Regions from separate parts of the Homo sapiens genome. Here region 1 is linked to region 2. Evidence: read pairs that join two places in POLR2A ChIA-PET (ENCODE). Cell type or tissue: Panc1. All regions are shown on one strand. Links, peaks and the distances in the headings refer to the core of each region. The heading gives the core; the rest is flanking DNA.

Region 1 (5,376 bases), core at 303-5,302, 300 kb before region 2:
TTCTGGAACTAGATAGTGGTAATGGTTGCACACATTGGGAATCTTAACACCACTGAATTGTAAACTTTAAGATGGTTAAAGTAGTAAATTTTATATTATCTGTATTTTACCATCACAAAAAAAAAGAAGGCTGGGTGTGGTGGCTCACACTCTTTGGGAGGCCAAGGCAGGAGGATCCCCTGAGGCCAGGAGCTCAAGACCAGCCTGGGCTACATAGCACGACTCTGTCTCTACAAAAAATTTAAAAATTAGCAGGGCGTGGTGGTACATGCCTATAGTCCCAGCTACTTGAGACCATATAGTCTCAAGTGGTACATGCCTATAGTCCCAGCTACTCAAGGAGACTCACTTGAGTCTGGGAGGTCAAGGGTGCAGTGAGTCATGATTGTACCACTGCACTCCAGCCTGGATGACAGAGTGACATCTTGTCTCAAAAAAAAGAAAGTAAAGTAAAATAAAAATAAGAAAAAAATCCCACTTTCTATGAACAGGCCAGACGTATAGTAGATACGTGCTAAAGGCTGACTCAGTGTTTTGCATTTTTGAAGACAAGGGGCATTTGCTCTGAGGTCACCCTTCTTAGGTGGTGTGAGGAGTGTATTTTTCCAGAAGCTCATCTTGAGAACTTGAGAGCTCTCTCTGATCAGGAGGAAGATCTTCGACATTTTCCACCCTCCCTGGCATCTGTAGGATGCTGTTGCTTCTCACAGAAAGTGTCACAGGCTCCTAACACTGACTGCTCCCCAGCAGTTGGGCTCATGAGGATAATACATTCAGTGGCTTGATCTTGGGAACTGTTGGGGCAGAGGGATACAGTCTTTCTATATAAAGCGCAGGTCTGCTCAGTTTGACATTGGGAAGGAAAATCATGCTCCATCTCAGGTCTTCAGCAAATGCAGCTGAATAAATAAAAATGTGTGCATAGAACAGCAGGGAAACCGTGAAGAGTGGCTTTTTCGGCATGTTGGGAAGACGTTTATGGTTGGGAACTTAGTGACCAAAAAGCAAGACAGCCTCAAGATGAGAAAAGCTGGGGGAGGAGGTCATCTGGAGGAAGAGCTTCACCACAGAGGAGGGCAATGAATCGAGCAGTTGAACCGCCCAGCCCTGCGTGGGCCTTGGAAGTCTCAAACAAGAAACTTATTGACCCTAAGCAGACAACCCTGAACTTTAACAGAGCCGGGATGGAAAGCCTGCACAAGGGCCTACAGTTTCCAGAATGAACAACACATTTATTTCTCCCTCGCTCCACAGGAGGACGAGGAAGAGACCGAAATGAAAGTGTGGGGGATGGTGGGGGAGAAAGGAAATGTGGTGAGCGAGTTCCAGGGCCTCAGGGCAATAGCCACATTCCTCTAAGGGATGCCCACCCCTCCCAGCCCTGGGGGTTGATAAATGTCACTGAGGTTGGCACTCTGGGGCCTTGCCTTTGTTGATTGTTATTTCCCCAAGCCTGTGGCTGGATCCCGAAAGGGTGTGTCTGGAGGAGAATCGCCTATGGCCTCCTGTGTGCTTAGCACCTTGTCGGACACCCAAATCTATAAATCTTGACCCTTGACCGGAAAGAGCTTCTGCCCTGGAGATAGACACACACCCAGACGACTATGCGCAACTGGTTTTGACAGTCCACAACCTAGGGAGGCAGACGCCAGCAAGAGAGCTGAGTGCCGCTGGTCACAGTGGCTTTCTGGAGAAGGGGCCTGGCTGGACCTGGAACAATGATATGGATCCAGAGAGGAAGGGAAGGAACATCCTTCCCTTTTGACTCTCTCTCATCCCCAGGCCTGCGCTCCTTCAACCCTGGGGCTTCCCCTTCACCTGCCACAGCCTAGAAGAGAAGGAGGGTCTCGACATTGTCCTCAGCAGACAGCACCCAAGAGCTGCTCTTCCCCACACATCTGGCTGGCCCACCCGCTCCCCGATGGGCAGGTGCCATGGCTGCCTGGTTCACCACGGTGTCTGATGGCTTTCCACGTCTCCACCACCCAGTGCCTACATCGGGCAGGCACCACGGCTGCCTGGTTCACCACGGTGTCTGATGGCTTTCCGCATCTCCACCACCCAGTGCCCACATCGGCAGGTCCTGTGGGCTCTCCCTGTCTCATGTCTCCAGTCCACTCTTTCTCTTCATCCCCACACCCTTTGCCTTGTGGAGTATGAAGGACTGATGGGCAGGGGCCATGACTCAGATGCACTTTCCTGGCTCCCTGGGAATGACTACAGCCAACGGATGGATGGCAGACACAAGTGCTTTGAACTTGGATATGCTTGGATTTGATCCCCCGTGCCGCTACTCATCAGGGATGTGGCCAAATTGGGTTGTAATTCAGCCTCCTTAGCCCATTCCCACAGCTGTGCACTTGCAGGGTGGTTGTGAGAATTGAGGTGGTAGGGGCACAGCTGATGGCATGGTGCCCAGCTGCCATGATTAGCTCACACCCTCATCATTCCATATGCACTAATGAGTTTATCTAACTGGCCTCCCTGCCTCCACTGCCAGTCCCCTTCCATCCATCCTCTTGAGGACCCACAGCTTCAGGATTATTCTCTCTAGTCTGCTTAAAGAACAGCCTTGCATGACCCTGCAGAATAAGGCACCAACTTCTGAGCAGAATAATAAAGCCCTCTTCATCTGCATCACCCCCAATCCACAGTTCTGGCCTTAGAGCCCACCTTCTCCCCTTTGAGGCCCACCCCCACCCACCTCGATGCTCCATGTTCCCCCGATACACAGAGCCACTGGGTGGTTTCCCAAACACATGTACTTTCAGGGCTCAAGTTTTCTGAGCATCTCATCCCTTTTTCTTTCTTTCCTTTTTTTTTTTTTTTGAGATGGAGTCTTGCTGTGTTGCCCAGGCTGGAGGGCAGTGGTGTGATCTCGGCTCACTGCAACCTCCGTCTCTCAGGTTCAAGCGATTCTCCTGCCTCAGCCCCCCGGGTAGCTGGGATTACAGGTGCACGCCACCACCCCTGGCTAGTTTTTGTATTTTTAGTAGAGACAGGGTTTTGCCAGGTTGGCCAGGCTGGTCTCGAACTCCTGATCTCAGGTGATCCGCCCACCTTGGCCTCCCAAAGTGCTGGGATTACAAACGTGAGCCACTGTGCCCAGCCATCCCTTCTTCTTAAAATGCCTCTGCCCCTTTCCAGTGAGCTCCTATGCATTCCTCAAGGACGAGCTACAATTCCTTTTCCTGATAAACTCAGAGTTTGCCTTACTTTCCTTATTGCATTGCTGGTCCTTGGAGACATCCCTTGATTAGTTCTCTTCTCACCCTGGGTTCACTAGGCCTCTGGAAGGGCTGAGGACCCCTTGGGGTCACCTTTGTTTCCCCAGGGCCAGGCCCAGCACTTTCCACCCTTTGGCTTGGTACATATTGGCTCACGTGAAATAGAAACAAAGGCTATTTTCCAGGAATTGGGCAGCTTTTGGGAATAGCCAAGGATGCGGAAGTGAAAAGATACTTACAGTTTTTATGGGTTTTTTTTTGAAGTGGCAGCAGAGGGACAGCCTTGAGAAGTTCAGAAGTCAGGAAAAATGCAGCTTGAGACCCCGATTGCCTTGCAAGGCCCTTTCACTTTCCCTTGTCCCCTGAAGTTGAGTTCAAGGCTCACTGTCGTTGTCCTCCATTTATTTTCCCTGGTTTGGCTTCTTTAAGCTCACTGCTTTTGAGTTCCTGGGGCCGACAGGAAACTCATGAATAGCTGTTAGTAACAAAACACAACACAAGCTAAGGCCTTTTAGTTGGGAGAACATGCTTTATTCTTTCTTTTAAATGCTTCTGTGGGCCAGCCTAGCAGATGCTGAGTCAATGCTCGTGGACTTCACAGTAGGAAATGTTTGTTTGCAGACCATCAGGGCTCTCATTTATAAGGCTAGATTATGGTCCCTCCTCACTTTATCTCAGGCAAGAGTTGGAATTTTGCCATCATCACGCTCCTTTCATTTCCTTGTTTAATTCAGTTTCTCTGCCTTGGTGTTGTCTCCCGTTCTTCTCTGGTTCGGCTCAGTCATCCAGGCCCAGCAGCACCATTGCCTTGGATGAGGGTGTGGTGATGCTGGCAGTGCGGCTCTTGGCCCTTGGTGAGCAAGTCTGGTCACAGCAGGGCATGGGGCTGGGGCCTCCAGCTCCAGCAGAGAAGCTCCCCTGGGTCAGATGGTGGGAGGCCCTACTGGTTAAGGTCAAGGGCAACAGGGCAACTTTTGCCAGGTGCAACCTCTAGTGATGCCCATAGTAACTGATCCCGCCGATGCTTCTCTGTCTGCTGAGAAGCTCCTGTGACCCATGCTCTTTGTGCAAACACTTAACTACCTGGAAGAGCTTAGTCTCTGCCCTGCACTCTGGTGAGCCCAGTGCCAGCCTCCCTCCCTCCCTCCTTGCTGGTTATTTGTAAATCTGCTCAGTGTCATGGTGGGGCTGACCAGCAATGCCAGGGAGACAAAGGAGCAGGGGTGAGGTGAGCAAATGAGTGCAGGCTTCCCACAAAGTGCCTGTTTCTCCTGAGCCACTGACTTGCCTCTAGAGTGACACAAATGAAAGGCTGCCCATGCAGACGGGGAGCTCATGCTGGTCTGGAGCAGAGTGATCACGAGGAAAGCAGGAGGTGCCAAGGGTTCTGGATGGTGGGCAAGTTGCTGGGGTCCAGGTTTCAGAACAGCTCATTCATGCAGTAAACCCTAGGAGTTGGTTTCATGGAGGCCATTTGGGGGAAGAATTGTTTGGGTTCTCAGTGTTGTGAGTGTATTATGTAAGCTAGATAAGTAGAGGAGATGCTTTTTAAAATCCCATCTGTTCCAGTATTTTGGCTAGATAGGACCTGCCAGATACCTGGATTTTTAGTGGACTTCTCTTTACTCTTAATCCAGGCCACTAATTTATTTTTCTTATAATTCAGCCATGGGATTCTTTCATGTACAAAGTAAGTGGATAGATTTGCTTTGCTTTCATTTACTCATTTAGTCAACAAATATTTATTGGATATTGTGCTGGGCCCTGGAAATGTGAGCTCCACACAAAGCCTGTCCTTGGAGCTTGCAGCTAAATGGCGACACAGACAGCTACGCTGTGATGCAGTCAGAGCTGTGAGAGGATGTCTCAGTTTCTTATTGCTGTGGTAACAAATTACCAAACTTAGTGACATAAAGCAACACGAACTCGTTAATCTACAGTTCTGGAGATCAGAATCTGAGAGGGGGCCACAGGGCTCCTGGAGGCTCTAGGAAAGAATCTACTTCTTCACCTTTTCCAGATTCCAGAAGCCACCTGTGTTCCTCGGCTCATGGTCCCTTCCTCCATCCCCAAAGCCAACATGGTAGCATCTTATCTCCCTGACTCTTACCCTCCTACCTCCCCGCTTATAAGAGCCACTGTGATTACA
Region 2 (5,376 bases), core at 114-5,113:
AATATAAACTCCTGTTGCTCTCAGTGCTTTTCATCTCTGAATTGCTATTCCAAGAAAAAGGAGAATAATCTAGATAGTTGCTTTTAGTATTTATAACTCAATGCAAAATTGTAGAGTTGAGTAGTTTTCCAAATTGGCTTTCTTTTCTCAAAGTGGCTGTGGGTTAAGAATCATTAAACAATCACTTTTGCTCAGCACACAGCAAACAGGTTTTTTAATCCGATGTTTCGGAAGATTATTTTATTCAGTTGTGGTTTCTGTGGAATTTTAATTGCAACAAAAAATGAAGGACCATTTGTTTGAATGCATGGGCTATTATATATATTTTTGCTATTCTTAGTTGTTCTTTTCACTTAAAAAAAAAAAAAAGAAGAAGACGGAGGGATTTCTGTGGGTGGAGTTGCTAGGAAAGGGAAAAGGAGGCCAGGAGAAAGTATTCAAAAAGATAGACTTTGCAAAGCAAAGAACTTCTGTCATAGCATCTCAAAGAGATTAAACAAAGGCTACTGATCAGGCTTTGTAGGAAGTGAACCTGAATGGCAAGGAAACTAAGTGACTTGTCCCCAAGGTCATTGGGCACAGTGGGAACTACAGTTAGACAGCCATTGTGGCCATAGTGGGCCATCTGCTTGAAAGAGTTTTCTACACCCCTAAAATTTTACCCACAATTCTCACAAATCAGCTAGCCTAATAATAATTAGCAAAACTAATTTGCAAATAGTTGAAGGTGGAACAACTAATGTTACCTTTTGAAACCAAGATAATGAGACTGACAAGGTCACATGGTTACGAAGTGACAATATCAGAAAAAAGAAAGCCTAAGATAGTCCCACACCCCAAATATTAAACTCATCCTGAACACCTTTGATAGGAAAATACAAACAAGTATTTAAATTTTTATCTGCTTGGAGTTGCCACCTAATTGTGAGCAATACTGAAATTCTCAGGAAGAAACCCAAACTTCACATGTAAAATGCATCATAGGTAAGTTTTGTGTCATAAGTGGGAAGAAAACAGCGTGGTCTTGCTACTCCTAATTAACAGCTATGAGCAAGGGAATACGGAGAGAGAGGAAAAATGGAACTGTAAATATTGACAGATGTTGAAAATCAGAGCTTTAGGAAATGATTTGTGAGAAATTAATTCTCCTAGGAAAAGAAATGTATCAAGAACTAGATGTTCTAGATGTTTCTAGCTTATTCAAGGATTGAAGGCCGGGCATGGTGGCTCGAGCTCATATTTTCAACACTTTGGGAGGCCACGGCAGGCGGACTGCTTGAGCCCTGGAGTTCAAGAGCAGCCTGGGCAACATAGGGAGACTCTGTCTCTACAAAAAATAAACAAAAAAAAATTAAAAAACAACAACAACAAACAAAACAAAACAAAAAAGAAACCTGTCAGGCTTGGTGGCACGTGGCTGTAGTCCCAACTACTCAGGAGGCTGAGGTGGGAGGACCACTTGAACCTGGGAGGTCGAGGCTGCAGTAAGCCATGACTGTGCCACTGCACTACCAGCCTGGGCAACAGAGTGAGACCCTGTCTCAGAAAAAATTGAAGAAGTGCTCCAACGCTGGGCACGGTGGCTCATGCCTGTAATCCCAGCACTCTGGGAGGCTGAGGCGGGAGGATCACGAGGTCAGAAGATGAAGACCATCCTGGCTAACACGGTGAAACTCCGTCTCTACTAAAAATACAAAAAATTAGCCGGGCGTGGTGGCGGGCGCCTGTAGTCCCAGCTACTTGTGGGGCTGAGGCAGGAGAATGGCGGGAACCCGGAAGGCGGAGCCTGCAGTGAGCCGAGATTGCGCCACTGCACTCCAGTCTGGGCGACAGAGAGAGACTCCGTCTCAAAAAAAAAAAAAAAACAAAAAAAGAATCGAAGAAGTGCTCCAAAAAGGGCTAGTGAGTGTGGTGTTTCTAAGACAAGAATGATCTTCAAGTATAGAAGCTGGGGACGTGATCATTGCCAAACATCCAAGAGAAGGCAAAGGTTTAAAGGCAGTTGCTTACAAAGCCTTCTTGGGTGCTGCTAACGTTACTGCAAAGATCATGCTCTGATAGTGCCAGCAGTGTGGGAGCTTCTTGGAGCTACCATTTTTGCAGTCTGTCGTTAGAGCAATCGGATTTGAAGCCGCTTATCTGTTCTATGATCAAGTGATCAAATCTGATTGATTCAGGCACTATCGCCCTCCACCTACAAAAGGGTAAAAAGACTATTGATGAGGTAAATTGGCCTACAAAGTATCTATTTCTAGTATTCCTACCTCTTTGATTACATTATAACAGCTATCTAGTAGAGGCTCCTTAAATGAGAGCCGACTAAACATGGCATTTTCAGGAGAGTGTTATCCCGCCGGAAGAGTAGTTCAATAGAGTTTGCTTAAAAATCATTGCAATGTAGCAATGTTATTTGGGATGCATTGAATAAAAAATTATGAGATTCAGGAGCAATATTCTAGATGGAAATTTAAATGGTGCAGAGGGTGTATGTGAAGAGGAAGAAAGAGAAATTAATTTAATTCCATTTGCTGATGTGACTGTAGCACAACTATTTTTAGGTATAATCCAAACAGTGCATATCTTCTCCATTTTGATTAGTAGAAAATTGGCAGGGAGTCAAAAGAATTAGTATTTCTCAGCACATTATGCCAGAAATGTACAAATAAAATGATATTATCTGTGCCAGTGTGTTTAATTTACTTCTAAGGTTTTAATTTTTTTCCTTCAACTAAACAAATGAGTCCAGCTTGGTTAAAAACATTTTTTAAAAAGTCTTTCACAACTGGCAGCAAAAGTTACAGAATAATTTTTCTTTAGATCCTTGCTGAGAACCTCTTACAAAAAACTTAAATGTTAATATTACCCTGATACTCTGGGTGCAGAATTTCTGTCTGGCAATTTTATATACTGCCAGAGGAACGGGCACATTCAACAAAATGTGAAATTAACATAAGCTAGGAAAATGTGCTTAACAAGGAAAGATTTCACAATAGCCACTTAGGAGTTATTAATAATTCCAATTCCAAAGAAAGCATAGACTAAGAAACAAATAAACTCTATTTGCAAAGTTTTATATAGGCAAGTTCACCAAAGTATGAAGCCATATGCTATACCAATTACACATTTCTACATCGGAGAGAGAATTTATAAATCCTGGAAAATCTCCATTGAGTTATTGTTAGTGTTTAACCTGAATGTAACGTCCAATGTAGCAAATCTATGGATCTTGATCACATTTTCCTGCTTTGATTTTAAGGTTTATGCTTTTGGTACTTTGATACACACAAGCCCATGGGTAAGGCTGCCTTTTTGCACACTCAATGTCTTCTTCTTCCTATTTCTGCAGTGCACAATCTCACCAGATTAAGCAGGACTGGCTGCTCTCTCCTCCCACTGCCATCGCTACTGGGACTGACAGCCCAGCTCCCCACATTTCCTATTATAAATCAATGGCTGCCTTCTTCAAAAGCGACAAAAAGTAGTCTTCATGGGGATTTGGAATCACTGACATGGTCTGTTTCTGAATCCATGTAATTTTCAGTTGGAGATCTTGGGAGATCACACAAAAATCTTTTCTATTTCCTGCCAATACATAGAAACCGGCCCCAAGATTACAGTGGTTTCCTCTAACTCACTAAAGTGACTAAACCTGTGTACTAAGTAGTTAAATTATACACATTTGTTCTTAAAGCTTAAAGGACTTTCATGATTTTAAGACCTGAGTGATTTTAAGACCTGAGATTTGAAGGGCCTGCGTATATGTTTTGGGCTGGGAAGATTTCTTTTTATTTAAATGTGAAGACTTATCTAGACAAAATAAGTAAATAAACAGGAAACCAAGAAAGTGAAGCATTTACCTGGTACTTCAGTGTCTAGTAATTTCAAACAAAGAAGGACAAAACCCCTAAGAAAATGCATCTTACATACTCATGGTCGGGGGTGGATGGATATTAACCATATTTGGTTCCTAGGGAAATTATAGTGACATTTCATCCTGAGACTGATTTTATGTTCTTCAAAATATGTTTAAGTATTTATCTTTGTATTCTTAAAGAAGCTCTCCTTTTTCCTTTTCCTTTTTTTTTTTTTTTTTTTGCTGGAAAGGGGTTAAACTTCATAGCAGCTTTTGTTGAGGCTGTTACTGTTCATGCAACCTTCTGCTGGTCTCTAAAACATCTACGTCATTAACCTTTCTCAGAAGATGGTTGCCTTGTCTTTAGAATATGCCATTGCAAAAAAGAATATTCAGTCTCAACTTTTCCCTGTTAAAGAATACTCCGCTCATTTAAAGTGCAGCATAAGCCAGAAGTTAATATTCTTTACTTTGGTTTCTTTACTGTATGGTCATGAAATAAAAAGCTTATTTAAAAATATAGTAAGAACTTTAAATGTATTTTGGAGAATGTAAAATTAATCTCAGGACAGAATTGCACTATCCCTTCCTTTAGGAAATAACTTTATGAAAAATACCCCATCCTTTGGGTGCTGTAATTTTGTTGGAAACTTAAATCCTTTCACACTTGCTTTTACCTATGATCTGTCCACCCAGAACTTCTGGCAAAATGATCTATTTAACTACATAAGAGAAAAAAATTTACTTCAGAAGCCCTTTTATACATTTTTGCTTAACCATGAAAGCATTTTTCATTCTAAACAGCCTCTGGAGAAATCTGCACACACTGATCATCCGCAGGCTGTGATTTTCTATTGGAAAACAAAAATAAGCTGTGGAAGCCACTTATTGCATTCCAAGTAGGCAACTGATCATTCAATGAGTTAGTCTTTCCTGCATTTCCGTGAAAAGTTGCAGCTGAGTTAAATGACCGCGTCACTTTTTTTTTTTTTTTTTTTTTTTTAGGAGCTACGCAATCACAAAGGTCACTTCTTCAGTCAAGTGCAGCAGATGGGATCTTGAAAGTGCCTACAAGTAGTCTAGAACACCTTGAATCCGGCTGTGAAAATGTAGGGTAAATCTGTAGCTCTCAGTAGGTAAACACCTTATTTAGGTCTGGAGGCATTTTGCTATGTTATTGAGTCATGGAAACCTATTAAAAGAGCTCTATGGGAAATCCAGTCTATATTTTGAACAAAACAAGCTGTCTTTTTCATTGTCACTGACCCTTTACAGACACACAGTACATAATCTTGATTGTGCTTCATTGGTATTTATTGCACATGGACCAATTCCTCACACAGTAGTTAGTTGCACCAGAGTATAAATACTTGGTAAAACACACAAGAGGAAGTAGAATTTACACACAAGTGCTAACTTTCACCAGCAAATTCACGTGGGCACTTGGACATAAAAAAAAATAAAAAATCCTTAAGATAATTATATTTATAATATGGATACAGTTACAGTACCATGATAAAGGA

Evidence for each region. Peaks named below come from ENCODE experiments on the same cell type or tissue, not always from the same donor. Only the 100,000 strongest peaks of a DNase experiment are listed, where the experiment ranks them.
Region 1: POLR2A ChIA-PET joins it to region 2 with 5 read pairs; 1 of 35 experiments calls an interaction of 5 or more read pairs at or near these places.

What each region holds. Positions count from the first base shown.
Region 1 is chr10:114,342,550-114,347,925 of GRCh38, reverse strand. The region is part of intron 1 of AFAP1L2 (actin filament associated protein 1 like 2); the gene reads left to right. Among named protein-coding and RNA genes, the nearest start is that of AFAP1L2, 59 kb to the left of the region's middle. In Panc1, for the core only: no CTCF peak of the experiment used is centred there; no DNase peak of the experiment used is centred there; H3K27ac peaks cover 531 bases.
Region 2 is chr10:114,046,678-114,052,053 of GRCh38, reverse strand. It overlaps LOC124902554 (a long non-coding RNA gene), which reads left to right. Exons shown (of 2, transcript XR_007062383.1): 2 at 4,859-5,092. It overlaps ADRB1 (adrenoceptor beta 1), which reads right to left. Exons shown (of 1, transcript NM_000684.3): 1 at 5,150-5,376. Among named protein-coding and RNA genes, the nearest start is that of ADRB1, 5.5 kb to the right of the region's middle. In Panc1, for the core only: no CTCF peak of the experiment used is centred there; no DNase peak of the experiment used is centred there; H3K4me3 peaks cover 662 bases; H3K27ac peaks cover 4,689 bases.